Linked DNA regions of Mus musculus: regions 1, 2, 3, 4, 5 and 7 are each linked to region 6. The links are chromatin loops, found by intact Hi-C in ENCODE. Cell type or tissue: heart. All regions are shown on one strand. Region 1 overlaps Dip2c (disco interacting protein 2 homolog C). Region 2 overlaps Zmynd11 (zinc finger, MYND domain containing 11). Region 3 overlaps Dip2c (disco interacting protein 2 homolog C). Region 4 overlaps Dip2c (disco interacting protein 2 homolog C). Region 5 overlaps Dip2c (disco interacting protein 2 homolog C). Region 6 has its middle 50 kb from the start of Gm40665. Region 7 has its middle 88 kb from the start of Larp4b.

Region 1 (4,000 bases), 380 kb after region 6:
TGGAAATTCTGAGATGATTGTTATGGGCTCCTTAATTCAGGGTTCCTGACAGATTGCTTGTATCAGTGTCTCTTCCTGGGTAAGGGTACTGTGCACGGGGAGGTACGGGTGAGAGAGACACAGTGCGTTATGAGGAAGATCCAATGTGCTTCTTGGTGTCATAAGATGTCCCTGAGTTGGCTTGTATTGACTCTGATTAGTCAGCAATCTAAGTGACATGGTTTAAGATTGTACTGACAAAGACCAGTTGGAGTAAGGATGAAGGCTCTTTAATAAAAGGTTCTATAAAGGACAATGAATACAGTACTTGACCCCTGAGAGAATAGCCTATAAACCTCACAATTTTACTCCAAGCTTAGAAATCATCTAAGGGCAGATAGAACTAAGACAAGTTTCCTTCCCACAAGTTTACAGCCCTCTGAAAGAGGCACCTCAGGCAAATCCTTCTGAGGCATGTCCTGTTCTCCAGTCCCCAAAGTGACTGGAGAGGAAACATTTGAAAGGTCCACTACTTCCTGGGGCTCAGGTTTCTTGTTTTTGTTTTTGTTTTTGTCTTGTTTTGTTTTGTTCTATAGCTTCAAGCACAAACAGCAACCAGTTAGCTCAGCTCAAAAAAGTCCAGTCATGAACTTGTCTAAATAAATCCAGCCAACCCAAAACAAAGTTACCTGTTTCACATTCAGTGACCCGTTGTAGATGGACACATATGTAGCAATTGTGTTCATGTGGGAATCTTTAAAACAGTAACAATAGCAAGCCTTATTGAGCCCTTGCCTGGTTCTAGGTGCTACACTTGACCTTAAGTACAGCAGTGTCTGCATTCAACAGCTGCACAAATCACCGTGATCTCAATGTTATAACCAATAATTAAAAGAAAAAACTGAGTTTGTGGCATAAAAATGAAGTCAGATTTGGATCTTAACCTACTCGCTGTGTTCTGGAGTCTCACAAGGGCTGGTTTGGTTTTATACTCTTAAAAAAAAAATGACTAATTTCATTTAAATTTCTACCTTTGTAAATATCCCATCTAACCTGAATGTGTGTCCTTGACTTTCAGGTTCTTCCCACTAGCTCACAGAAACCCATGCTCTGCCATACAATTGTGCCAGGCAAGCCTGGAAATATATTGTAGTAAAATCACCATGGTGTCAAAGCTCAGTGATGTCTGACATTTTAAAAGCAGAATAAAACTGCTTACAAGAATGAATTGGATAAAAACTCTTGTATTTTAGTGCAAACAAAGGTCTCAAATATGTAAACTCAAGTTACCACAGAAAAGGCACATATATGCTAAAGATTCCACAAGGCTGATTAACTAGGAGAGCTGGTATTGTTGCAAATCCCAGTGCCAAATTTCCTTGAACTATGCCTATCATTTAGTAGGCATTCGTTGCCTAGCATTGAGTCTCACCTAGAAGCTTACAATGGCTACCTTTTGGAATATATTAATTCATTAGACCAGTAGCTTCTGAGCAACATAAAAGCATAGAATATCAACAGATAGCATCTCATTTCCCCAGTTAGAGGTAGCCCATCTACCTCAAGTTCTGACCAGTGTATCTAAAAAGTGCCTTGACTTACTATCTCTCTTGTTCTAAAACTACAACAAACTTCATGACGTCAGGATTAATGAAATCTAAAATGAGCCAATGGCCATATGTGGACCATTCAGAGCCAGTGCACTGAGTCATGACAGATGGTCCTCAGTCATCTGGCAGGACAGAACATGCCACTATTTTCTCCCTATTTTCTTTACAGCTGCTTATCAAAACCTATTTTTTCTCCTCAATATTAACTGCTAGCATGGTTAAGTCTATTATTCTAGACATGTGTTTATTATCAACTTGTAGTAAAAACATTTAAGACTACTTAAAACTATATATCCTCATACATGTACGTACACACACACACACACACACACACACACACACACACACACCTTCCTTTTATTGAAATCTAATGTTTGGGGAGGAAAAGCATCAGTGCCCCAATAGGCAACCCAAGAAGTTAGTTCTAAGTTGACCACCAGGGGGCAATAAAGAGCAACAGACACAAGTGCTGTATCACTCTAAAAACCACTATGGGTATTTTCTAAGTGTTTACAATCCCAGTAGTGCCATTATACTCATATAGAGGTTCAAGGCCTACAGAGTGCTCCTATATATGTGAATGTGTGAAAATGGAGTTCTATTTCCTAATATTTTAGCTGTACTCTCATTAGCTACTGAACTGCTTTCAAATGGATCTACTAATGCAGCTTTAACGGAGTTTATGGGAGAAAATATTAGATTCAGTGTAAAGTAGCCAGCCATAATATGCTATTATGTTATCCTACAAAGCTGGTTAAACACAGAGAAGAAAAATCAGCATGGTATTTACTTAGGAAATGTCTTTCAAGTTTGTTGCCTAGCTCATCAGTATTTGCCTTTAGATTGTTTTGAGAAGCAGACTAGGAAAACTGGATCTTATCTAGATTCCAGGGTAAGATACTTACTGCAAAGAATTAGACCTACTCAAGTTCTGTCACATCAACATGACAACTTTGCCACCAACTTCAATCTCCTTGCACAGAATTTAAAACTGGAAATGGAGAAGGAAACAGAGGTGCTCGCATACAATTGCTCTAAACATCATTAAAGTGTACTGAATTAATACTTTCTGCATGTTCTTCTTGGAAAAATAATGTAAATTGTATGATTGGTGAATCTTGGTGAGGATGGCTATTTCTGTGTTTTGTGGTTAAGTTTAGCTGTGTTCATTTTCAAGATGTGGGAGTAGGATCCAAAATATAAGGGATATTAATTTTGCTTTTTTGTTGGAACAATTGGTTTGAATCTGCACACAAGGGTCCGCCCCTTCTGAGCTCAGGATCATGAAATAGAGACTTTCATCTGCAGGGGGCAAAAATAGAACTTCTATTTTTTAAGGTGAGGGTGGCACTCAGTGAGAACTTCAGTTTTCAAGTTTTGAGGTCCTGTTCTCCTGTTATTAACTCCTTAATGTTTTTCTTTTATCAAAATTTAATCACTAATTCCAAAATTAGTATCTAGCAAGATACTAACTAGAGTGCACTGTTTCTGAAGGACAGTCAGCCAATTTGCATAAGACTTGGATACCTGTGCTTTAAGACCTAGAAGAGCACTCTTGAATGCTGGTGCTGTCAGCAATGTGTCTCGTCAGTAGTTGGTCTGTGTCTAAAGGAATAGAAGAAGTCTTGAGTAGGTGCAGACAGTGCTGCAGTATGGGTATAAGTACATATAAATCATAAGTCTTTTCCTCTATCTTCTTAGTCTTGTAAAACCTCACAAGTGGGTGTAGGGGTTCATACCTGTCATCCCAGAATTTTACAAATACTATGCCAGGAGAATGACCTTGAATTTGAGCCCAGCCTGGGCTAGATAAGTTTTAGGTGAGCCAGGACTTCTCACCTAGCTAGCTCCAGACCCTATAGCTAAGCAATGCAACATACACATGCATGCAACACACACACACACACACACACACACACACACACACACACTGTTGTTTGGTTTCTTTTCGTTTTGTTTTCCTATATGAAGGTCTCAAGGTCACCACAAAACAAGCATCCAAATACTAAGTTCCAAGAAAACATGTTATTATGATCATTTAGCCTGATCATTATTAAAGCAAGAATTATCCCAAAAGATACAAGTTGATCATGTTATCATGCTCATAAATTAAGAGGCACATAGAAAAGAACATTTAATGGAAGTGAATGTTTCATTTTCTGGTTTCTGAATGAAAAAAAAAAGTTGATTTCTGGCAAACCAACAAACATTAATTAGGTAACTATACACAATGCTTCCAGAAAATTTAACAAATAATATAATCCAATTAGTTCTTTAAAGTGCTATGAATATTGCTGAGTTGTAATGGTAATATGTCCATAATTAAAATTGTTACAAAAACATTTAAATTTTTAATCCCAAATTAACCATAAATGGATAGGAATGCAAACCGAGGTGTTAATATTTGGCAC
Region 2 (4,000 bases), 160 kb after region 6:
ACAAAGTCCGTATTCTGCGGGGTGTCTGCTTAAGCAGCGTTACTGGTAGGAATGGATCGATAGTTGAATAACATTTTTTATACATAGATATATAAAAGACAACCAGGAAAATTAAATTTCTTTAAAACTATCTCACCAATTGTTTTTTTTTCTCCTCCAAGACTCATCACAGACCGAACCAAATTCCTACTTTATCCTTTAGTTATTTTTTGAGGTTAGAGAAATAATTTGTAAATATTTATTTAGACCTTTGATATTTATTAAAGCAATTACTCAAAACAGAAGTGAAAGAGTCGGGAGAAAAGCCTTTAAGACAGTTTTCCCCGGTTCATCAGGGTCACTCTAAAGATGAAAGGAAGGAGCCGTCTGTGAGGCCTCCTCCACGCAGTGCCGGTGCTACTGCAGACGGCGTAACTACTGCCACACACGCGCACGGGGCGAGCTCTTTTGTAAAACCAACCGTAGCCCAGGAGCTCCCTCGGGTTATACAGGAACTGCAATAGCTTACAGGCACCACCGCCCCCTCCTCGCTGCCGTGTACCATCACTGCTGCTGCGCTGCCCGAACAAGGACACTTGACGGTCTTTGATTGTTTTCAGACGTTGATCCACCCCTGTGAGAGCAAGTTATTGTGGGAATATTTTTGGTGTAAAATCATTCCAGAGTATGTACTATTTACCTGATAGCTGCATGAACGTGAGGTCCCTGTTACTTTGGCTTCTTGTCTCTGTCGACACGGCTGCACATTTCCAAGTAACTACAGTGTGAAAACTGTGTGTTTTAAAAAAAAACAACAAAAAAAAAATTAAAAAAAGAGATTGTGGCCTGGTTTTGTAAAAGTTTTAGGTAAAATTACAATTGATTGTTTTAGGACTCATTAAATTTTTCTGCAATCCTAAAGCTCTATCAAGGTGTTGAGTGTCCCGCTCTGCACACTGTAAGTACCATTGTGGCTGTCCAGTTCTATGATGCCCTCTGGCATTTTGTAAGCTGCTCTGACTAGCAATATATAGATTTCATTTACTGTGTTAACATTGGTTAATAAATGTATTTAAAAAACCCAACAACTCTTGTCAGTAAGCTGCTTCAGCTCAGTGTCTGCTGCCAGACACAACACAGCTACAGAAAAGCTTGGTCGAGAGCGGGAGTTGCTCATGATGATAGTGAAGCCATGTCGGGAGCTGGGTAAGAGCACTGACTGCTCTGGCAGATGGCCCCTCACAAGCATCTGTCACTCCAGTCCCAGGGAAGCCAGTGTCTTCTTCAGACCTCTGTGGACTCCAGGCACACACATGGTGCACACCGCTATGCAGGCAACACAATTCACACACATAAAAATACAAAAAAAAAAAAAAAAAAAAAGGAAAATGCAAGTTTATCAGGTGCAGTTCTTCACTTCAACATTTATACTGGATTCCATGGGTCACTTCTCAGAAAGAAGAGGGCGAGATCATGTACTTAGGGCTGCTCTTGATGGACTCTGAGCAGCCAGGGCCAGCTTGCTCTCATTGGGTGGCAGATGCTGCTGTTTTACCAGTCTCCGGCCTTCACGCCAACGTCAGCCCGTCTTCATGTAGCTCTGCGTGCTTTCAGCACTGCCGTCTAGTAGTGAGATCACAGTTGGGATGAGATGGTTTCCTCTCCAACTTCCAACTGTCATCACAAAAGATTCTGTTCATGTTGTCTTTGTCACTAAGCAACAAGCTCACCTGTGCTAAACTAAAACACAAGCAAACACCTCATACCCTGGACACCCACCCCAAGTCTGGACTTAACAGTTGTGTTCAGAAAGGTTTTCAACTGAGAAAGCCTTAACTAACAAGTATGAGTCCATAACAGTGCGGACAAAGTGACAGTCTCGAAGCCCAGGCCAGAGCTGAGTCAGTGAGGGCCGTGTGCCTGGAAACAGAGAAACAGCTCACATCTCACAATACTTTCAAACCTGCACAGGACCCTGCACAGAAGTGGACTCCACAGGGAAATGGCTGCATTCTAATACATTAGAAGGAAGTCTTTTAGTCCAGCCACCGATACCCTGGTCTGGCAATCAAGACCAGGAAAGTATAGACAGGTCAATTGAAAGTGATTTAATAATGAACCTGGATGTGCTTGACTGGTGAGTCACAGAACTCAGTCTCAAATTCATATTGGCTTAACTGCAAACTCCATTTTTTAAATGTATCTGCTGTGCTAGACTCTAAAGTTTAAAGACCATCTGAAAGTTGTCAACAAGTTCAACATCCTGAATGATACCCGTCACCTCAGCTGGCTTCTCCACTCCCTCCACACCCCTCACTGACTATGAAGGTGCGGCAAGCAGCTCTACCTGTGTCTTCACCCAGGCTCTGACTTAGAGGAGCACCAACCGAGTGTCAGGAGGCCTTATTCATGCACTGTTAGGTCCTACACCTCAGTACAGGCATCCTTAACACATTCCCAAGTGCTGCCACTCTGAGGACCACAGATGTATTACCAGGGAAATAAGTGTTGAGCCAAATGCCTGTGCAAGACAAACTGCGTAAAATTCTATAGGTGCCTCATGCCAAGAATTACCTTGTCCTTCATGTTAAGAATTATTGACCTAATCAAATTAGTGAAACATTATTATGTAGAGAGACAAATAGACTTACTGTAATTAAGTTCAAAGTGTTCATACCTACGCAGCTCACCCAGGCACTGCAGATGTCAGGATCCATGGAGTGGGCCTGCAGCTTGGGAGGCTGGAAAGTCATTTGCTTGTGAGCTTCCAGGTAGTATGGCGTGAGCTGACCAGAGACCATCACTCTTGAGAGACAAGTTTTGAGGCTGTGAAAACTCAGACAGTGAGTGTTACTACATTGAACTCCATAAAGCAAAAATGCTGTGACAGGGACATAGAATGCTACAGAACTATAAAATTCTACAGAACTATACATTTCTTAGTAGGCATATTGAAAAAAAAAAAGCACAACCAGGTAAGGTTAATGTTGTGTCTCATCAAACATTTGTAAATAATATAAAATTACAATTATTATGTGTGAGACAGGGTCTCACAGATTCAAGACTGGCCACAAACTATGTGACCTTGAATTTCTGATCATATGTGGTTCTGGGCATGGAAGCCAGGGCTTTCTGCATGGCAGGCAAGCTTTCTACCTGTGGAGATATACCCTCAATTCTAATTATGGTTGAGGCCATTTGCATCCTTAGTGTGTACCAAGCTTTCAAAATCTAGTCTTTTATTACTTCCCCCATGTCTCCACTGAAACTAGCTGCATTGTTCCTAGTGCCCAATGACTTTCTTGTCATACTTGTCCTGACTTACTGTGGCCTTCAACAGCAAACACATTTTAGAATGCTTGGGAGCTGCAGAAAACAAAACAAAACAAAACAAAACTTTTGATGGAGTTTGAGCCTCTTTAAGGATATTGTAGTCTCAAACTTGAGAGCCTGGAAATTGTCTGGTCATCACATTCAAAAGAAAAGTGAGACCCTCAACCGAAATCCTGTAATGTGACAAGCATTAACCTTGAGCGGACAGGCAAGGCAAAATTGTACCTGCATCCTCTAAGGCTAAGACAGACCCACAGGGAGAAGAGCATACATGCCCTGTGAGTAGGGCCTCACTGAAATCCCAACACTCAAAGAACCAGCAAGACCCAAGCAGGATGTGGGACAACAGGTGAGTGTGGAAAGGGCTGTTGATGTTGACGGGAGCTGGCAGAAGATGAGAGCTTTGGGGAAAAGACCAAGATCAAGACCTCATGCAGTTTTGGCTGTTCCCCTGACAAGGAATGTTTCTTCTTGGGGTGGGGGCAGCTGTCATTCAAGGGAGGTTCATTCTCCTGATTTTAAGAGGAAAAAGGTGATAGGACATTCTACCAGCTCTCATGCACAAGTAGAGCATTTCAGACTGTATTTCACCACCCTTCTGGGATCTGGTAAGTCAAGCAATCCAGAGGAAGACCAATGCTGTGACCCAAGGGGGGGGGGGGGGGAATAGAGAGAATTCTGCTTGGCA
Region 3 (4,000 bases), 210 kb after region 6:
TACTTCTTGAGAATAACTTCATTACTGCATATCTGAATAAAATAATGAGTTCCATGACCTTTTCACAACGCACAGACACCCCTTTCACTTCCTCTTGACCCCCTCAGCTTCCTGCCAACTCTTCCCTCCAATTATATCCCACTGTGCTTTTATGCCCCCCTTTATTTGTAGGGAAAAAAACAAACCTAGATTCTACATGAGAGGAAATACTTCAATTTGAAACTGGCTTGTTTAATTTAACATGATAATCTAGTTTCATGCATCCCCCTGCAAATGATGTAATTTCATTTGTCTTTATGGATAAAGCACACTCCATTGTATCTATACACACACCCTTCACGTTAGCACATTTTGGTATAGAAAAAATTAGAAAACTTGAACAAATTTTTAAAAAAGGACATATTCAGTTCATCTAAGTAAAAAGACTTTCCAACAATGGGAGAAGATTGAATTGGGCTTTGAAATTTACTTAGTACTTCCCATTATAAAAAGTATGCAGCCTATTGTAAAGGAAAGAAGACAAAAACAGGGAACATGTACGTGGAAATGTTTAACAAGCTGTTGGTAGCTACTTCCTGCTTTGATATCCTCAACGTCTGTGTGTGTGTGTGTGTGTGTGTGTGTGTGTGTGTGTTGGGGGAGGGGGGTTACCCAGTAGCAGACTGCAGCAGCTACCCTTTCAAGTATCAATGGCAGGGACAGTGTAGGTAGGGGCCCGGAACCCATCTGCTTTCCTGCAACTGAGTCTAGCATTTGCTGTGAGCCAGCTCAAGGAACTCCTCTTATCTCACCCAGGACCAGTAAGTGCTGGGCACAGACTTGAAGTGCTCATTTGTTATTTTTGGCAATCTTAATCTTGTCACTTCACCCTTCACAGGTTGAATTTATCAAAAAAGAAAGGAAATAGTGAAGGAAACTAGTGAGGAAAAGGAAACCAACAATATTAACCCTGCTACGTCACTGCAAAGCTTCCTTCAGAGAATCATATATATGAGTCTCAACCTATGGATCATGACCCCTTCAGGTGTTGAATGACATATTCACAGGGTTGACGATCAGATATCCTGCATATCAGATAATTACACTATGATTCATAACAGTAGCAAATTACAGTTATGAAGTAGCCACAAAATAATTTTATAGTTGGGGTCACTACAGCATGAGAAACTGTATTAACAGGTCACAACATTAGGAAGGTTGAGAACTATTGAAATAAGTGGTTTTCTCATATCTAATTTTGAAATAAGTCTGACAGCCCAGTTTGGCCAAGAGCTTCTCTTTTGCCAAAGTTAAAATATTCCAGGATGCAGTAAGTGATGTGTATAATGGCTAGAAAGGAAGTCTCCAAGTAAAAGCAGAGAAGGAAACGGTGTAGCACTCACATCTGTGTGATGACCAGAGATTTGTCTAATGTAAGTAAGCACCTGCCAAGGAAAATCCGCTGAGCAGGTCTACGCTGCCACCCGGCACTGAGACTCAGTCTTCTGATACAGCACTCCATGGTTTCAGTGAAACTTACCTGTAAGCAAATTGCCAGGTTCACTCTGCAGCCAAATGAAGTACTAACAGCTCGTGGGTGGAGACCCAAGTCCTTAAAGAGCTTTGAGAAAGACTGTGTAAGGGCGATTCGGGGACGCTCTTCTGCCACAACCACACAGGTTCTTACCCGGGACAAGTCCAAGCCTCGTGCCTGGAAATAAGGACAAGGGACACTAGCTAAGCCGTCAACATGTGTAGCCATGTGTAACCTACACAACCTTTCACTCAGAATCCCACAGGAATACTCTTCACTTCTAGTGCCATCTGTACCCAAAGTGTTTCTGTAAGCTATCTGCGGAGGTTAGTGTAACAAAACCAAAACCAAAACAAAACAAAATAAAAAAACCCTAGCCAAGCCAGTCAGCTGAAGAAACACAGGACAAAACCATATAAACATTGCAACTAGTAAAGATATCATTGAAAACATGTTTGAAGCAATAGCAAGAACGACAAGGAAAAGGGTGAGCAAGCACACTCACGGGGGAAGAACAAGCATTAGTGTGCATTTTTGGAGGGGTAGGACCTGACAAGAATGGACACATGATGGGGCTAGAGAGCTGGGTCAGTGCTTAAGTGTGTGCTATTCTTCAGAGGATGCAGGTTCAGTTCCATCACCCACAGCTCATGGCTCACAGCTGCCATTAATTCTAGCTCCAAGGGACCAACACTTTCTTTGGCCTCCACAGGTTATCAGCAAACACGGTGTGTTCAAGTGTGCATCTGCACTTGCGCACACACACCTTTGAAAAAAGAATGCATATATTGGAAATGTGTTTAAACAGAAAGGCAGAACTAAAATGCTTAGACAACTTTCTAATGACATTTCTCTGTTTATACCTGATGAGACTTGAAAAGTCACAGACCAACTTTCATTATCAAGCACATTTCCATAATTATTTCTAAGGTTCTGCCACAAATATAACCAGCTGAACTGTACAATGACACACACAGGAGGAGGAGGAGGAATTCAATGAAATGAATGAAAATACTGAATTGTTAAAGTTGCCACACTCAGGCTGGGCTGAGAGAGATGAGATCAGTCACTTCTGATCTCACTGTGGCCTCAAGAGAAGGTGATGGCGCACAATGAGTAATGCTGGCTGGCATAAAGCGAGCTGTTGACAGGGGACTGCCCAAACTGGGCCCCTCAAGCTGTTGGAACAGCAGATAACTAAAGAGTCCCTCATGTGCTTTACCACTGGGCTACATTCTCAGACTTCAAGATAACTTTGATATGAAAATCTGATGTTTTACCATAACTGCAGACACACATTGAATAGGAACAACTAAACTCTGGATGATACTAGTAACTTTACTTGTGACTGTTGAAGTGGCTGGGCTACAATAGCAACTCCAATTAGCAGTACAAATTTATCTCTATAATTCTTTAAATGCAGAAATGTGGGTAGAAAGGTTGCTAAATCCTCTGACTTTAAGTTTCTCATCTTTACAAGGGACAGTAGCGTGTCCTGATTCACAGAGCTGTGGCAAGTGTCAACTCAATTGTGATAGCTCTGATAATTATGTACATGCCAACAACAAAGGCTGGTAAAAAAGTACCTGACCATTTTGTAAAACAATATAGGTCGATCTAAGAAATACTCTTTGTAATTCTTCCTCATATAAATATGTAATTTCATAAACTGAATTTATATAGCTTAACATCATAGTTACATATCTTGTTTTATTGCACTAGGATGAATAGGAAAAAGTTCAGAGGAAATAAATGTGCTAGGTTCTTCTTGACTATATGTGTACACACAGAAACATAAGTAACCTGTACAGCTATAGGCAGACACACACACTGCATATACAAGCAGAGAATAGCAGGGTAGAACACTATCGAGACATTATTTTTTCCCTCTTATCATTAACTAACAATTCAACTTACCATGAAAACGTCTATTAAATTCCCCCAAAAGAAAAAAAAGAAAAAAAGAAAAAAGAAAAAAAAAAGTAAAAACCCAAATACTGTTCACTTAGTTGCAAAATAAATTTTTGTTACAGTGCAGACCTTCAAATAAGGGCCTTCCAGCCAATGAAAGCTGATCACATAAACATTTTCTACTTGAACACCAAATCTAGCTAGGAACAGAGACAATTTACATCTTTTGACAAATACTGGAGAAATTGAGGACAAAGTACTTTCACAATTCTTACTAGTATCTGACAGTGGGTAAGTATTCATGAGGAAAACCTAAAACCTTAACTTCTTCTAAATCAATCTGCAAGCAGATCACACGTCAGCTCTTTGGAAGGAATATGCTGCCTCATCAAGTGTGCGAGTGTCCTTTCTCAAGACTAGAGTGGCCTGGAGTTCTGGTGAGCATTGAGGCCATAAGAGAGGCTGTTTACCTTGAGGGACTCAGTTTGTGAGCCCAGCCCTTTCGTGCAAAGCTCCATCACCGAATAGGAACAGAAGGTATCCCGGACTTTGTATTGACTCACAGCAAGAAGCCAC
Region 4 (4,000 bases), 200 kb after region 6:
ATACCTAATAAAAAATGGAAAAAAAAATCAGTAAGACAAAAGGATCGAAGGTGCATTTCTGAGGTATAAAGGTATCAAGTACCAGGCTCCTAAATTGTATACTTGCTTCTTCCTCTTTACACACTGAGTTTGACAGCAGCCTGGGCTACATAAAAGCCTGTCTCAAAAAGAAAAAAAAAAAAGGTCCATTTTTTTTTTTTTTTTTTTTAGGGAGATTTGGGGTGGGACTGACAAGTTTCAAAAGATAGTGCTGCCAAACTGGTAAATGGAATGATATTCAAGGGGCTAGCCAAAGACCATCTTGCCTGGTTTTGAAATGTTTTATTGGAACATGGGTCCATTTGCTCACACTCTTATTTTTCTTTTGAGCCGACCCTTCTGAAAACACCATAGCAACATTAAGCCTGACTTCCTCACTCTGGCTCAGTGAGTGCCTCCCTTCAGAGGGCTGGCAAGTAACATGTGAACACCCAGGCTGCCAAAGTCTGATAACTGTCAAACAAACAGACTTTGGGGTTTATGGACATGTGGAACCCTTCTTACTACTTCAGTGAAGCCTCATGAAATCAGTTTTACTTGGATGACTGAATGAGTATATAAGTTCAGAGCAAATGTCTGCATTGCATTGATGACCACTTCACTTGCATCAGGAATTGGGCGAAGTGCTTAGTCCTGCCACGCTGTGTGGGAATGACAGTACTTACTCATAGATGCCCTGTGTGTTGTTTAAATAAAGTAACCCATGCAATGTGTTGGAATGAATATCTCCCACATGGAACACACTGAATCAAACTTAGACATCTATTTGACATTCATGACTTATCCTTTAGCCAGGCTATGGGTAAAAAAGCACAGTCTGAAAACCAGGAACGTTTCTTGACTGCAATGAAGAACAAGTCAAATGATGGAGAATACAGGTCCCGTGATTTCAGACTGGAGTCTTAATTATCAATTATCTATCATTGTGACTACTGTATTTCTCTTTCTTTGTTAGTTTCAAGATTTAAGGTTGACTAGAACTTTACTATTAATTCTACAAAGTTATTTATAAACAAGCTTTTCACTCAGATAAATTACTCATCTTATCCTATGTAATATACCATCATCATTCATATTTAAGGTTTTTTCCCCTCTTAATAAGAAAACATCTTAAGTCTCCTTTGGAAGATGGAAGGACATTGTTTATCCTTCTCTTCCTTTAATGAAAAGAGGATGCAACTTTATGTGTCACATAGCTAATGCAGAGACAGTTTCTTTGCTTTAAATGTTAAAGTGATGGGAAAGTGTTCCCAAGACAGGTTAATAATAAACAATGACACTGTTTAATGGTATTGCAGAAAATGATGTTAAGCTGGGCACAGTGGTACATGCATTTAATCCCAGTATTTGGGAGGCAGAGGTAAGCAGATCTCTGAGCGTTAGAGGCCAGTTTGGTCTACAGAATGAATTCCAGGAGCCAGAGCTACATAGTGAGACCCTGTCTCAAACAAACAAATCAAACAAACAACAGAATCTAACACTTAAGTTAACTAAACCCTAAAGTAGTAATTCGATATTTCCAATATCTATTTTTATCATAAATTCAACAAATGAAAATTGTGTCATTTTAATAGCTCAAGATTCTGAGAAATGTCATTCCTATAGGTAACCAGTGGCTTATTATTCTTATAGGGTATTTTTGTTTTTGTTTTTTGTTTTTTTGTTTGGCTTTTATTCCATAGCTCTGTCAATTAGTAAAGTCCATTTAATCTATGTTTTTTTTTTCTCTTCATAAAAAACAATGACTAAACTTTATCCTTCATGTGTACGGGAGGATCCAACTAGAAGCTGCCCTAATCAAAGGGTTTGATAAATTTGTTAAAAATACTCCTCACTCTGTCTCTGTGTTTTCTTACAGAGCAAAGCTTGGATAGCCATTTTTCTCTTGTAAGTACAATTCACTTGTTGCAGATTCACACTGTGAGTTCATTTTGGAGGAAATTCTTATGTGCTATACGCTTTTTATATGGGACACTACACTCTGATCAAGAAAGTATTCATTTAATTGCTGTAGCTTCTGTTGAAATGCATAGGGCTAAGGTTAGATGACTCAAGTTCTCAGCATTTCTGTTCATACTCAGAAGTGACAGAATCGGGAGATGTGATGGTGTGTTGGCCCCTAGAGGGTCATTAGTGAAGCTATTCCTAGCACAGCTGCTTACAGAAGACATGAGAGGAAGTGTAGAGCAAGAAGAGGAAGAGGAAGGAAGGTCCTTGCCCCTATGGAGTCTGAAAGGTCTTGGAAGGGACCAGGACTAGGGCATAGCCTCTATCACACTGCAGATGAAGGTCAGCATGCAAAGGCATGATGACTCCACAAAGAGAAGGTGGTTCAACATGAGACTGACCAAGGGTGAAGAGTGATGTGAGGTTGGGCAGTGAAAACAGCTGGGGGCACAGATGAAGATGTTTGCAAAATAAAAACAAACCCCAAGTCTATTCTTCTAAAGCTTAACTTTTAGAATGGCATTCACTTATTTATGATTGGTGGGGGGGGGGGGGGATGAATGCAGTACCTTGGTACATGTGTAGAGGTCAGAGGACAACCTGTGGAGCGCTCTCCTTCCACCACTAGGTTTCTAGGTTGCTCTGACCATCATTCTCAATAGTAAGCACTTTTATACACTGAGATATTTCTCTGGCTCCTTTAAACTGTAAAAGGGCATGTTATCTGATATATTTGTATATGTGTGTATACAACTATAGATGTGCCCCTGTAGAGCAAGTATTGCTCCTCAGATACTGGCTTGGAATTTGCCAAGCACACTAGGGTGGCTGGTGGTTGAATCCCTAAGATTTTCCTCTTAGGTGCTAGGATTTCAAGTGTGTATACCAGACCTGGCCTCCTTTATAATGTGGGTTTAGGATTTGAACTCAGGGCCTTTAAAACTAAGTTATCACACCAGCCCTCTCAGATATGTTCTAAATGGTATCTACCTATGTTTGTTCAGCGCTAGAAAAAACTGCATGATTTCATCTTTGAGTATTTAAGGCACTGTTGAGGCCTTTTGGTCTGTAATTAAAAAATAAATTCCACATCTATAAGGTGCATAGAAGCCTACAAGGCCAGCAAACTCCTCTAAAAGTGACACCACTAATTTCACAAAACACTGTCCCTAAGGAATAGATATTTAAAGCCTAGACACACAGGGATGAGGCTCCCTTTCTAAGCTGCTTAATACTGTCTCAGAGAGATTAGATCTCCTCACTGTAACTAGCTGATTATCCAGAAACTCAGTGTGCTGAAGGGATGTAAGGATGGTGATCAGATATGGAAAAGACCACTAGTAAGAAATAGCCAACCAATCGACAGCTAACATTCCCACCGATACACCAATGTTTGTGAACACCAGTGATGCTGGTTCTCCTCAGAGAAGCCTCATCTTCTTCACCTTAACCATGTGGGCAGAAGGTAGGAAAATGTGAAGAATATCTTAGATTTTTATGTTTCCGCCTGCACACTGGTCTTCCTCACACCTTATTTCACACTGTGTCATGTTCTAGAGAAAATACCACAGGAAGCAATAAGGTTTTCTGCCTTCCAGACTATGTGTTCATGGCCCTGTTTGTTCAGCAGCTGTCACATAATTTCATAAAAAGTAACAGACACAAATGTCTCCAGTGACCATCCTTTCCCAAGGCTATCACTTTTCCAAAAGGCCATCGTGCTTGTGAATGTGGTACACGCTGCAAACGAGCACCTGCCCAAACACTTCTTTGATCACCCACCCTAAAGTCTGTGCCCAAGGCACTCTTCACCAACAAACGATAATCACATTTTCAGGGGAAGGGCCAGGTAGATCTATGCTTTGATTGTTTATCACACTGACAACGAGAAATATATAGAGGGTAAGAACTTTGTCACGGGCTAGTTTCTAGAGTAGAGGTAGGCAAGGGTATAGAACCACCATCTTCTGAGCTACAGAAGCTTTGCTGTGGGTGAGCTATGGGTCGCTGCCCC
Region 5 (4,000 bases), 280 kb after region 6:
GAACCCAGCATAGGACACACACACATATTTGTGTGTCTATATACTTTAAGGAACACTCACATAGCATACACTGGCATTTAAGAAAGTGAATCTAAGGTGCCTGCCATACTATGCATACAAGGACGCGTCAGCTAAAAGATGCCTTTTCTGGAGGAGGCCCTCCTCACCCTGGCAGGCACTTGCTCATCTCCTTGTAGCCCTTTACAGCTCTACTGCTCTTTCTCCCTCAATTCCTGCAGTTCGAGATCCCAGGTCTACTGAGTGCCTCTCTCAAAATACCATTCTGTTCACCTAAAGCGGTAAACATACCAGACTCTGACATTATTCCCTCTAGAGGTTCATCTGAAACTTTTGTTTGTTTCCAGGCAGTGTTTCATTCAGTAGCTCACTTTGGCCTCATTGAGCCCAACCCATCTGTTTCAGTATCCCCACTACTAGGATTAGAGCAAGTGCCACATAGCCCACTTTGGAAATATTTAGCAACACAACCAACCAATCAACTATGACTTGAGCTCTTTGGAGCAAGCCAGATAGCCTTGACAGCATACAAAAATTCTCAGGCAGCACCAGACCCGGGTGGCTGTTATGCAGCCATTCAAGTCACAGCAGGACCTTGGTCTGGCCCAGTATGCATGTTCTGTCCTGTCATCACTGGCATACACAGGCTTCACACTGTCAGCCTGGCTGGGTCTTTGCGGTTGCTATCCCTTTGTACCCAGACTATCACCCTTGTGGATAACCTTTGTTCCTCAAGGACATCTTGGCGAAACCTACTTTTTAGGTTAGTAAATCCACTTGGCTGACAGAAAAACATACAGGTTCAGATACCACAAGATAGTGATAATCATTTTCCTGATGTCACTGGCAAGGCTGGAGACTGCTTTTTCTTGTCCCTCTCTCCTGTTGGGTCACCAACTTCTCTTGATAAAACTGCCTAGATGTTTCCCTTTCACTACCAGGATTATAACTGAATAAATAAAAGCAAGCTGTTACTTAAGGCATTCAACCAGATTCAGGCTTAAGAACAAGGACTGTTGAGTAGGACCTTTAAGGAGCTCCAGTGGCCACTGAACAGGTGGGTGCAAGGATTAGCCTTCCCGTACTTCCTCCTCATTTACTCATACAATCCTGTTATCTCACTTGTAACCGGGGAGAAGAGTCAGGTAAAAGTAAGAAAACTGCTCAGGCCAACAGGCTGCTATGTTATACATGCACAGGCAGGAAAGAAAGTTCAGCACAACTGTTAGGGAAACACAAATTAAAACCACAGTGAGGTTACTTCGCACCTGCTGGCATGGCTTTCTTATCAAACAGGTGAACAAACAGGTGAGGACAAGATCCTGAGAAATGGGGGAGAGATCCCTACAAACACCAGCAGCAAAGCTACTGCAGCCCTGGGAACTACACACAGCAAATCTACTAGGGGCTGCTAATAAGGCTGGTGATTACAAAATTATACAATACTAGCTACTTACTGGCCCCACAGTTGGAATATACAATAAAGATAAGAGCAAGTTTAGACATTTAATTTGAAAATAAGATATGACCAATCAGAACCAGGACTTGATAAGACAGGGCCATGCTATGCTACCAAATAAACGGAAGCTTCACCTTACGGAGGAGCACACCTGCAGATGAGACATGCTGGGTATGTGTGAATAACTGTTCTCACAAATTAATGCAACTAATGAAAATCTGGTCTGAGTGTTAGAGACAGCAAGAACATGTCACTGAACTTGCACAGCAAAGATAAAAAGTAATTTACAAAACTGTAGTCTACACATTCTCACCCAGTCATGGAGCCTGACACTTCCCTCTAATAGAGCTTAATGAACAGTGAGTTCTTTACCTTTCTTGTGAGTGGCACTTCAATGGGGACAGGAACAACTTCAGCCAGCAAGCAACCATAGAAGGCCACCATGAAAGCAGCAGGGTCATTGTTGGGGAACACTAGCGCCACCTGGAGACGAGCAAGACACACAGCTGAGTCAACAGCAGGATTTATACTTCCATGGACAGCAGGATGAAAATTTCAGGTCCCCAACAGGTGGACAGGCAGGCCAGTAAGATCAGTACTTAGGAGGCTGACTATGGACTATATAAATTAAGAGTGACCAGAGGCTACAGAGCAAGAATCTATCTCAAAAGTGATGGATGCTAAGAAAAAATGTTTTATGTAAAAAGAATAACAGATATTTTAATAAGTACCCCATACTTTTTCTTCAACTTACACGGAAGGGAAGTATTAACAGCTGTCAGCTATCCTCCCGTACCAGACAGAATCTCATTTTATTGTTTGCTTGTGTTCCACAGCCACATAATTTTCATATACAAAAAAAAAAAAACAAAAAACCAACAACAAAAAAACAAAAGCAAAAAAACCAACCAAACCAAAAAAAAAAAAAAAAAAAAACCAAAACCAGTGTACACAGTATATGTGTTTTTACTCTTTTTATTGGTCTAAATAAATAACTCTGCATATTCTGATAACGTTCTTACAACTAAAATTAAATGTTTATATAATTCTTTACTAGGTATCTGGGCAAATGCTTGCTTAGGAGATAGACCCAGTTGGACTGAATTCAGATGCTAAGTTATTTTTTAGTTTTAGTAGTATCTTATATGCAATTTTGGCCTAAGTCATAGTTCCTTCTATGAGAAAAAGAAAAAGCAATAACAAACTGCTCCTAATTGTCCTGGTAACAGTCAAATGGCAGAGTTTACAGAAGCATGATATATCACATGCACTACCTGGCATAATTTCAACATCAGTCTTTTAATGCTGAACGTGCATATTTTCACTGCCTACTACTATAAAGACTTAATTGCTCCTGGTCTTCCTTGTTTATCCAACCTGCTCAGTTTAACCAGTCTAAGAGTAGATTACAACCCACAACACATAATACTGGATATAATTTCTAAATAGGTTTCCCAACACTAACAATATGACCATATCCTCAAGTTTTTCCTCTTATGGATTCTTTTTCATTGTCCATATTTCTCTTTTCACACCTTGCTATGTTCCCTGGAATTTGTGTTTAATATATTTAACACAAAGGTTTCTTGATATATTTTTACATTTTTGGTATATATTTCATGTTTTAAATGTGTTTCCTTTATATTCAAAGGTAATAAATATTTGAGCCAATTTCTCCATGCTTTTTTAAAGAATTGAGACAGTTTTGGTGTAGATATAAATTAGGAGAAATGTGTTAGGTGGGTTATAATAATTAAAGTATAGAGACTGTACTCAGGCAAACTAGAATGGCTATGACACTTCACTAAGCAGTATCTTCTGGGATGGCCATCCTACATGCAAACTCTCTGAACATCAGTATGCGCTACATGACTGTTTGCAACACAGCCAATTTAATATTTAACCTATCCTAGTGCTCTCTCAAATGGTATTGCCAACTCACTGGGGTTTTACAAAGTTTCCTGTATGATAAGAGTTCTTTGGTTGGTTGGTTGGTTGGTTGGTTAATAGGATTCCTACTGTGTTCTTCAGGATGCAGCTTTTATTTTCACATAAGCCCCTCTAACACGTTGCTGCACCTATGGTGTCAACTCTTTACAAACCTTGTGGGTGTATTTTCACAGGCACAGAAATCCAAAGGTTTAGCAAATATGCATCATTTTTGTACTTTTTGAGTTTCAAATGGATTCTTTAAAAATGTTTTAAGTAGCCTTATTAATTTTGGTAAGAACATTTAGATAAGGTAGTCTAGCATATTTAATATCCAAGATAAATAGGCTAGCATAAAAGGATACTGGTAGTAGTTTTGAAGCCAGGAGCTGTATCTTAAATTTAGCCATGCTGGGTATTTTGTAAGACAGGAAAGGTGCTGGAGAAAGATTAAGTTCTGGAATACATGATTTCTTTTCTACATAGCTTAAAAGAAAACCAGCAAGAACAAGTTGGAAAGAGAGTAAGAGGATATATTTGTATGTGTAAGCATATTAACAAAAACTAATTTTTGAGACCACGTCTCATGTGAAT
Region 6 (4,000 bases):
CTCCCATAAGATAAGGAGTCCATGCCACCACGTTCTGTAGCTACCATGACATTCTGCTAAAGCAATCAGACTGAACCCTGTGAAATGGCAGGCCAGGTCAAATCTTCTGTCACTTAGGTGGTTCCCTCGTGTGTCTGGACAGAGCGTTAACTCCACAAGTAGTTATCTGAACCCCATCTCATTCAGAGAATAACGTGGAACATGGCCTCCAGGCACACTTGAGCTCCCAGCAACTTGTATCTGTAAGTTGGCTATGACCTTGTAGGCAACAACAGTTAAATTAATCGATTCACTGAGCTATACTTGAATGGTATGGTTTCTTTGGTCTTTTGTTGGTTGCCTATGTGGGTAAGTAGATATTTGTTCATCTCTCCAGGAAAAGTTAACAATGGTTGATCCAGAAAAAAACAAATCAAGATATCAGAGGCCACACACACCCAATGTCTTCACTGACTACATAAACACTAGCTGCCAAAGCCACGGGCCCCAAGCATGTGTGCTGGGGCAGAGGACTGGTACTCCAGAGCTGAAGTGCTTGTTCACTGACTGTTGAAGCCGGTGTCTCTGATGGACAGGTAAGCTTCCCTCTACAGTACAATGCAGAGAGAAAAGTTATCCATTTGCTCCATCTGTAGCCAGCAGAAGGAGAAGATAACATGGGACAACACACACACATCAGGATGTTTTGGTCCAAAGGGGCACATCCACTCACACCCAGCATCTAGGATGCAGGCAGCTGCCACATCTGGAAATGTGCCTGCGAAGGAGAGGAAGCTGACTGCTCTGAGCGGATTTCTGTCTGTCAAGGTATGTGTCTCTATTGGAGGAGAGATGACTCTCATGACAGTGCCACCTGCTTCCTCTGTCTGGGTTATTTTAATTTGGTGGTGGTGTATGTGTGTGTGTGTGTGTGTGTGTGTGTGGTGTACTGTATATGTGCACACTGCTAAAGACCACACCTAGGCCTTGAACATGTTAGGCAAGCTCTCTACCACTGAGCAGTATTCCAAACCTACTGCATTCCAAGGTGGTATTAGCACGGTCATCTCTGTGTGACAGCTACAGTTGCACTGGAATTCACATAGCAGAGGAACATGGAATCTGGGAAGAGATTGGGTGAAGAACACGAAGCAAGAGAAGGGATTGGCTTTCTTGGTCTTTTGATTGAGCAGAAACAATTCACTAACTATTATGTGGGTCACCACATTTTGTTTTCCATTCACGAAATTTGCCCACTTCATTTAAATTTGAATATATATTCACACAACTTAATAGAGAGCCACAGACTCTATAAATAACGGGAATTTACATTTATACTGGGACCATTCTCCAGCCAAGCCAGAGAATGGGGACTGGAGAAAAGTTGGACGGAATTTAAATTCACATGTGGTGAGCTGATATCCATGACCTCCATCATCAGGATTCTCAAAGACTGAGAGCTTTCTGAATCCTTTCTCTACTCTCAACAGCCAGTGCTCCAGTCCAAGCCAATAGATTATTCTCACAGACATACAAATTCTAAGATTCAGCTTCTATATTAATCTTACATCCTGTACATGGACTTCATCAATACGGCAACCCCCACTCCCAAAACAGTGAGCCCAATAATTATGATTTAATCTAACAATATATTAGTTTGGACCGCGGAACCATGGAGCATGCATGCAGTTCTCCCGCATGACCACCAGAGGACACTGTGTGACCACTCACTGCAGTGGCATGGCCTCGCTTCAACAGGACCGGATTAAAGCATGATCTGTCTGTGGTCAGTATGGAGACTGTAACTGCAAAATAGCTTTATTTAGAGTCTCGGGATTTGAAATGTTGATTTGAGTAAAGGCAGAGTATATCCAGAAAAAAGAACAAAGAATTTGGTTAAAGAAATCGAAAGCTCCAACAGTTGGTGTGGGTGAATAACACCAAGCGTCAGAACTGATTGGTCAGTTTGCAGTTACAAGCGCAGCTCTGGCTGCAGCTGTGCACAGTGCTAGCTCAGGTACAATACTTTAGCTGGCCCTGAGCTCCGCTTTAGACACCATCTTAAATGGAATTTCCAGGGTTCCAAAAAGAAGTACGTATTTACTAATGCTATTCCATTATATTTGGAAATTTTTCAAAATTGCCACAGAAAAAAATAAGAAGTGCAAAGACATTCACACACCAAAAGACCTCTGGGGAGCAGCAATGGAGAAGGAAGAGAAGAAGACAGGGAGCCATAGACTTGGTCCTGGTTAGTTTTTCTCAACCTAGCAGGAACTGCAGTCATTTGGGAAGAAGGAATCTCAACTGAGAGAGTGCGTTCATCAGATTATGTTTTTTATTATTTTTTATTAGATATTTTCTTCATATACATTTCAAATGCTACTCCTTTTTCTAGTTTCTTTTCCAAAAATCTCCTATACCTTCCCTCCTCCTCCTGCTCCCCAACCTCACCCACTTCCATTCCTGGCCCTGGCATTCCCCTGTACTGGGGCATATAATCTTCACAAGACCAAGGGGCCTCTCCTCCCATTGGTGGCCAACTAGGCCATCCTCTGCTACATATGCAGCTAGAGACACGAACTCTGGGGGTACTGGTTAGTTCATATTGTTGTTCCACCTATAGGGTTGCAGACCCCTTTAGCTCCTTGGGTGCTTTCTCTAGCTCCTCCATTGGGGGCCCTGTGTTCCATCCAATAGATGACTGTGAGCATCCACTTCTGTGTTTGCCAGGCACTGGCATAGCCTCACAATAGACAGCTATATCAGGGTCCTTTCAGCAAAATCTTTCTGACATATGCAATAGTGTCTGGGTTTGGTGGTTGTTTATGGGATGGATCTCCAGGTCACAATAGAAAAGCAACTAATTTACAGCCTCTTTCTGTATCCACTGGGCAAACAGCAGCATGTTTAAGCACAAGTGTGGGACTGTACAGAACATTGTTGAACCTAGGCTGTGCAGAGTACAAAGCCTTGGGGGAGGGGGAGAGAATGTGTGTGTGTGTGTGTGTGTGTGTGTGTGTGTGTGTGTGTGTGCATGCACTGAAGGAGGGAAAGGGGTGTTTGTAGCAGCCTGAGGTCTGAGGAAAGCTGGTTCTGAGTCCAGTATTTTTTTCAACACAACAAGATCACCATTTCCAACTGTAGACAACTCTAATTCTTTTAACTTGTGGGCATCTTACCCACTGGACCATCCCTCCTTTAGCACAGGAGAGCAACCCCCCCCCCCCCTGCTCACAGTACCCTGTAATCACAGTACCCTGTCATCTCTGCTCACAGTACCTTGTAATCACAGTACCCTGTCATCTCTGCTCACAGTACCTTGTCAGTCATCTCTACTCCCACTGAGGTCCCTTGGGTTCCATATTTTCCTCATTCCCCTCCAAATCTAGCTGGATTGTAGAGGTAAGTTTATGATTATGAATAAAAACTAAATAAGAAAAATAAAAAAACAAGATAAAATAAGCCTTGGCCTCTGCCATGCTGGTTTCGGTCAAAATTTTATCACAGCAACAGAGAAGCAAACTAGGTAGACTTTACAAGACAAAAGAAACAGATCCTAACTAAAGGCTGAGGAGATGGCTCGACTGTACAGGACCAGCCTCGTAAGCATTAGGCCATGAGCTCACTCTCCAGGGTCCATGTAAAAAGCAAGGCAAACCGGGTGTGGGGGCGCACGCCTTTAATCCCAGCACTTGAGAGGCAGAGGCAAGTGGATTTCTGAGTTTGAGACCAGCCTGGTCTACAAAGTGAGTTCCAGGACAGCCAGGGCTACACAGAGAAACCCTGTCGAGAAAAAAAAAAAAACACACACACACAAAAGGTAAGGCAAGGTGGTCTGGATGAGGCAGAGGCAGGAGCATCTCTAGAAGGCCTGGCCTAGGAGACAAAGTTGCAGACCAATGATACACTGTCTCAATCAAAAAGACAGAAGGCATCTGAACACTGATAGCCAAGGCTGCCTGTCCTCTCAACTCCACCCACCTCCCCACCACCATACACACACAAAATGCACACACAT
Region 7 (4,000 bases), 660 kb after region 6:
CCAACTAGAGTTTACATCCCTACTAACTGGTGTTCACAGTACTGGAAGGTGCTCTGCACACTACCAGAGAAGAGAGCTAAACACCAACCCAGCTACAAACCCTGTCATCTGAGGCAGTGACCTGCCTGTGATATGTGTAATAGTAGAAAAAAAAAATATGTGAGAATAACTGATCACTCAGTATCTGACTGTACTGAAGGCTCATGCCATGGGATGGAACCCCATGCCTGGGGCAGTTCCAGACACAACAGGACTGAAGCACACAAGAACTCACAGACTGCGTCAGCTAGATAGGACACCAGGGCTGAGGGGAAAACAGGCATGTGCTCCCACCCATAACCAAGAAGCGATCTCAAACTGACAATAATTTGCAAAGGAAAGATTTGTTTGCTCCAACTGCATCTCACTGGGCATACACACCCCATGCCAAGGCCAACACAAAACAAACTCAATGGTATCTTTGTAGAGTTTTTGGTTGGTTGGTCCCCCCTGCCCCCATATTCTTTGTTTGGATTTCTTCTTCCTTCCTTCTTTCCTTCTTTCCTTCTTTCCTTCCTTCCTTCCTTCCTTCCTTCCTTCCTTCCTTCCTTCCTTCCTTCCTCTCTCTTTTTTAAAGATTTATTTATTTACTTTATGAATATGAGTACAGTGTCGCTGTCTTCAGACATAACAGAAAAAGGCATCAGATCCCATTACAGATAGTTATGAGCCACCATGTGTTTGCTGTGAATTGAACTCAGGACCCCTGGAAGAGCAGTCAGTGCTCTTAACTGCTGAGCCATCTCTCCAGCCCCTCTTTCTCTCTTTTCTTTTTTCTTTTCTTTTCTTTTCTCTTTTCTCTTTTCTCTTTCTTTCTTTCTTTCTTTCTTTCTTTTCCTTCCTTCCTTCCTTTCTCTCTCTCACTTTCTCTTTCTCTCTTTCTTTTTTTTTACTAGTCTTTTGCTCGTTTATTATGATTTCCAATTTTGTGTTTTTTTTATGGGGTTTGTGTTTCTTGGCTTTTGTTTGTTTGTTTGTTTGTTGTTTATGAAGACAGGGGTTTCTCTTTGTAGTCCTGACTGTTCTGGACAAGACTGGCCTTGAACTCAGAAATTCACCTGCCTCTGCCTCCTGAGTGCTGGGATTAAAGGCCACCACCATCAGGCTTGTTTGTTGTTTGCTTTCTAAAGGGAGAAAGAAAGATGTGTGAGCAGATGAGTTGGGCATCAGGGTAGCCCTGAAAAAAAGGAGAAATGGCTTTAGAAGACCAGGGCCAAGCCACCCGAAGGTGGGAAGAGCCGAGGAGAAAATGACAGAGGGAAAACCTGTCGTCTGAATAGATTGCATGAAACGATATGTTTTCAACTTAAAAATAAGAACAAATCACATATATGTAAATATATCACATATTTGTGTATATATCCTACCTACCTACCTACCCGTCTGTCTGTCTATATCTATCTGTCTGTCTATCTAATCTATCTAAATATTCACATCCATGAGCAGTAGGGTCTCCGGCAGTCTCTGAAGAACTCTCGCCAAATTTCTTCTACAAGCACCAGGAGGAAAAGGATGAAGCTGTCTCAAGACCAAGCTCGGTGTCTTTGCCTTTTAAACAAGAGTACAAAAGAGATCCTCCTACCTTCTCTTGCTGCAAACAAAGGGACTTCCCTCGAGTGCTTTAGGGTGAGGATCGAGCACCCCCGTGTGGTGGTGAGTCCTACACTGCATCGTCAGGACGCGGACCTTTAGAAATCAAGTCCTTTAAGTTTCTATATACACCAGAGATTTCAAACGTTTTCAGTGTTAGAAAAAAATTAAAAGAATAAAAACTGTTCTGGGCTGGTGCTGTAGGAGGGGTATAACTCAGTGGTATAACATGCTCGCCTAGCATTCATGAAGCCCTGGGTTGAGTCCCCAGGACCACACACAGCTTCCAAGTCTATAATTGCAGTACTCAGGATCTGGAAGCAGGGAGATTTGAAGTTCAAGGTCATGTTTAATTACATAGTGAGTTAGAAGCCAGTCTGGGATACATGAGACTTTGTCTTAAAACAAACAAAAAACAAACAAAAACAAAAAACAAAACACCCAACCAACCAACTAAATAAACAAAACCCAGCAACATTAAGAAAAAAAACGGGACCTGTTTTATACCAATGCATGTTGGAATCGCTGTATTTCAGCCTGCCAAATCAAATAAGGTCTTTTGACATTAATTTCACCAGCATTTTCTATGTTTTACTGGGATGAGCACACTTGTACACAGGGCTCGTGCTGTTTATATCACAGTACAGAGTTTAACCCTACTGAGCCTCATTACAAGCTTTGGCTGAACTTAACAAACAGCAACAAATGGGTCTTTGGCTACCTGACCTAGGCTGGGCAAATAGTCAAGGAGGCAGGAAGTGGGAGGCTGGGCCCTTTGCTCTCTCTCTGCCTGTTTATTGGAGTCCTGACCTGAGGTTAGGGAGAGGTCCTGAGGCACTGAGGCAGAGCTGACTCCGGAAATTTCCAAAGCACGAGGGAACAGTGTGAGCAGCATGTGATCACCACATATCTGACACGCAGGACATTTGCTTTGCTGTGCATCTGACAGTGAGCATAGATGCCACGCTGGGGGCTGTGTTGCAGACCACTCTGGCTGGGCGATCCCTTGTCATCAAGGTGGCCTCTGTCCCATGGGAGCGCTTCACTGAAAGAGTCCCTACCCTCACAGGCCCTTTAGGGACTCTGTGGTTGCCACTGGAGATGAACCTACCTCCTTGTGTGTCTAAGAGGAGTGAGACCCGGTTTCCCCGATTCTAAAAAACAATTTGTGGATGCTTTCGGTGGCGTTAACCCATTTTTTTCCTTGACCTCAGATGCACGAGCAGACACTGCAGGTATCAGGGGGCTCTCTGGACTTTAGAACCCCATGCTCCTTAACCATGACAATCCTCTATATATGGGAAACAATATTTTGTTTACTTAGTCTAGTCAAGAATACCATTAAATCTCTATTTCAACTTGACAGGACCTACAACCACCCAGGAGAGAGAGCTTTGGGTGCGTCTGTAAGGAAGTCTCTAGACTGCATTGACTGCACCGATTGTTATTGTCCTAAATGTGGGCAGTACTGTTCCTTGGGCTGGAATCCACGCTGCCTGGAAACGAGAGCATAAGCTAGGAACATGAGGGTTGATCTCCAGTTAAAGCTCAATGGCGATACAGTCCATGGTGGCGGGGAAGTCCCGGCCACAGGAGCAGGAAGCAGCGGTCATACCGGTAACAGTTAGGAAGCTGACGGAGAACAAGGAGGGAGGCTTAAACCTCCAGGCCTGCTCCTAGTTTAACCTACTTCCTCCAGTGAAGCTCCGCCTCCTAAAGGCTCCAAAACCACCACCCTCAGGGTACTGTTCAAAGAAATGACCCTAAAGGAGAATTTCATATTCTCACCACAACACCGTGAATACCTCACACACTAGGAGAAGATAGTAGATGGCTGATTACTCTGGGGATTCTAATAAAAAACAAGTAAACAACGCGATGAGTTTTAAGTTACGATAGTGCAGCTATAAACCAAACGGTGTGTGGCAGGGCGCAGGCTGCCAGCCTCTGTGAGGACCACGGCCATGTCGCGGGGTATTTGAACTAAGGTGTTGGACGATCAGAGGCTTTGCTATGGGGCAATGTGGTATGTTTGTGGAAGGGGACGCGGCAGTGTGGATGGAGAAGGGGTAAGCGTTTGGAGATGAAGTCAGAGGTGGGTGGGTGACAGCTCCCATCTCTGCTAGTCAGTTACTCTGTGAGTGCCCCAGGAGCTGAGGCAAGGGGAGGCCACAGCCTGCGGGGGGTGGGGGGGGATCCTTGGGCTGCTGGGAGGAGCAGGGAACTGAAGACCCTTTAAAGGCATGTAAGGCATGGATGTGCTGAACGTGGGTGAGTGGTCTCTGGAGGTCTAGAATCAGAGCTTGCCCAAGGCCAAGGAGTAACAGGCTCAGGATGCCTCAGATGTCTGAATGGTTAAGGATACAGGTGG

Evidence for each region. Peaks named below come from ENCODE experiments on the same cell type or tissue, not always from the same donor. Only the 100,000 strongest peaks of a DNase experiment are listed, where the experiment ranks them.
Region 1: it touches region 6 in a loop (5-fold over the local background); 10 of 42 quality-filtered maps call a loop at or near these places.
Region 2: it touches region 6 in a loop (2.4-fold over the local background); 7 of 42 quality-filtered maps call a loop at or near these places.
Region 3: it touches region 6 in a loop (3-fold over the local background); 4 of 42 quality-filtered maps call a loop at or near these places.
Region 4: a loop joins it to region 6, with 2.9 times the contacts of the local background. A loop is called at or near these places in 6 of 42 quality-filtered maps.
Region 5: a loop joins it to region 6, with 4 times the contacts of the local background. A loop is called at or near these places in 11 of 42 quality-filtered maps.
Region 7: a loop joins it to region 6, with 8 times the contacts of the local background. A loop is called at or near these places in 38 of 42 quality-filtered maps.

The regions. Positions count from the first base shown.
Region 1 is chr13:9,465,464-9,469,463 of GRCm38, reverse strand. All of the region lies in intron 1 of Dip2c (disco interacting protein 2 homolog C), which reads right to left. Among named protein-coding and RNA genes, the nearest start is that of Dip2c, 190 kb to the right of the region's middle. In heart, a CTCF peak has its summit at 2,035 (motif pointing right); no DNase peak of the experiment used is centred here.
Region 2 is chr13:9,681,900-9,685,899 of GRCm38, reverse strand. Zmynd11 (zinc finger, MYND domain containing 11) reads left to right here. Exons shown (of 15, transcript NM_001199141.2): 15 at 1-1,064. It overlaps Gm36423 (a long non-coding RNA gene), which reads right to left. Exons shown (of 4, transcript XR_873120.3): 2 at 2,657-4,000; 3 at 680-771. Among named protein-coding and RNA genes, the nearest start is that of Gm36423, 9.4 kb to the right of the region's middle. In heart, a CTCF peak has its summit at 2,453; no DNase peak of the experiment used is centred here.
Region 3 is chr13:9,634,785-9,638,784 of GRCm38, reverse strand. Dip2c (disco interacting protein 2 homolog C) reads right to left here. Exons shown (of 37, transcript NM_001081426.2): 30 at 3,895-4,000; 31 at 1,520-1,690. Among named protein-coding and RNA genes, the nearest start is that of Gm36423, 38 kb to the left of the region's middle. In heart, a CTCF peak has its summit at 2,078; no DNase peak of the experiment used is centred here.
Region 4 is chr13:9,640,332-9,644,331 of GRCm38, reverse strand. The region is part of intron 31 of Dip2c (disco interacting protein 2 homolog C); the gene reads right to left. Among named protein-coding and RNA genes, the nearest start is that of Gm36423, 32 kb to the left of the region's middle. In heart, no CTCF peak of the experiment used is centred here; no DNase peak of the experiment used is centred here.
Region 5 is chr13:9,561,074-9,565,073 of GRCm38, reverse strand. It overlaps Dip2c (disco interacting protein 2 homolog C), which reads right to left. Exons shown (of 37, transcript NM_001081426.2): 10 at 1,850-1,960. Among named protein-coding and RNA genes, the nearest start is that of Gm36423, 110 kb to the left of the region's middle. In heart, a CTCF peak has its summit at 1,972 (motif pointing left); no DNase peak of the experiment used is centred here.
Region 6 is chr13:9,844,701-9,848,700 of GRCm38, reverse strand. No RefSeq gene overlaps it. Among named protein-coding and RNA genes, the nearest start is that of Gm40665, 50 kb to the right of the region's middle. In heart, no CTCF peak of the experiment used is centred here; a DNase peak (open chromatin) is centred at 1,670; H3K4me3 peaks cover 228 bases.
Region 7 is chr13:9,179,744-9,183,743 of GRCm38, reverse strand. No RefSeq gene overlaps it. Among named protein-coding and RNA genes, the nearest start is that of Larp4b, 88 kb to the right of the region's middle. In heart, a CTCF peak has its summit at 1,693; a DNase peak (open chromatin) is centred at 1,683; H3K4me3 peaks cover 358 bases.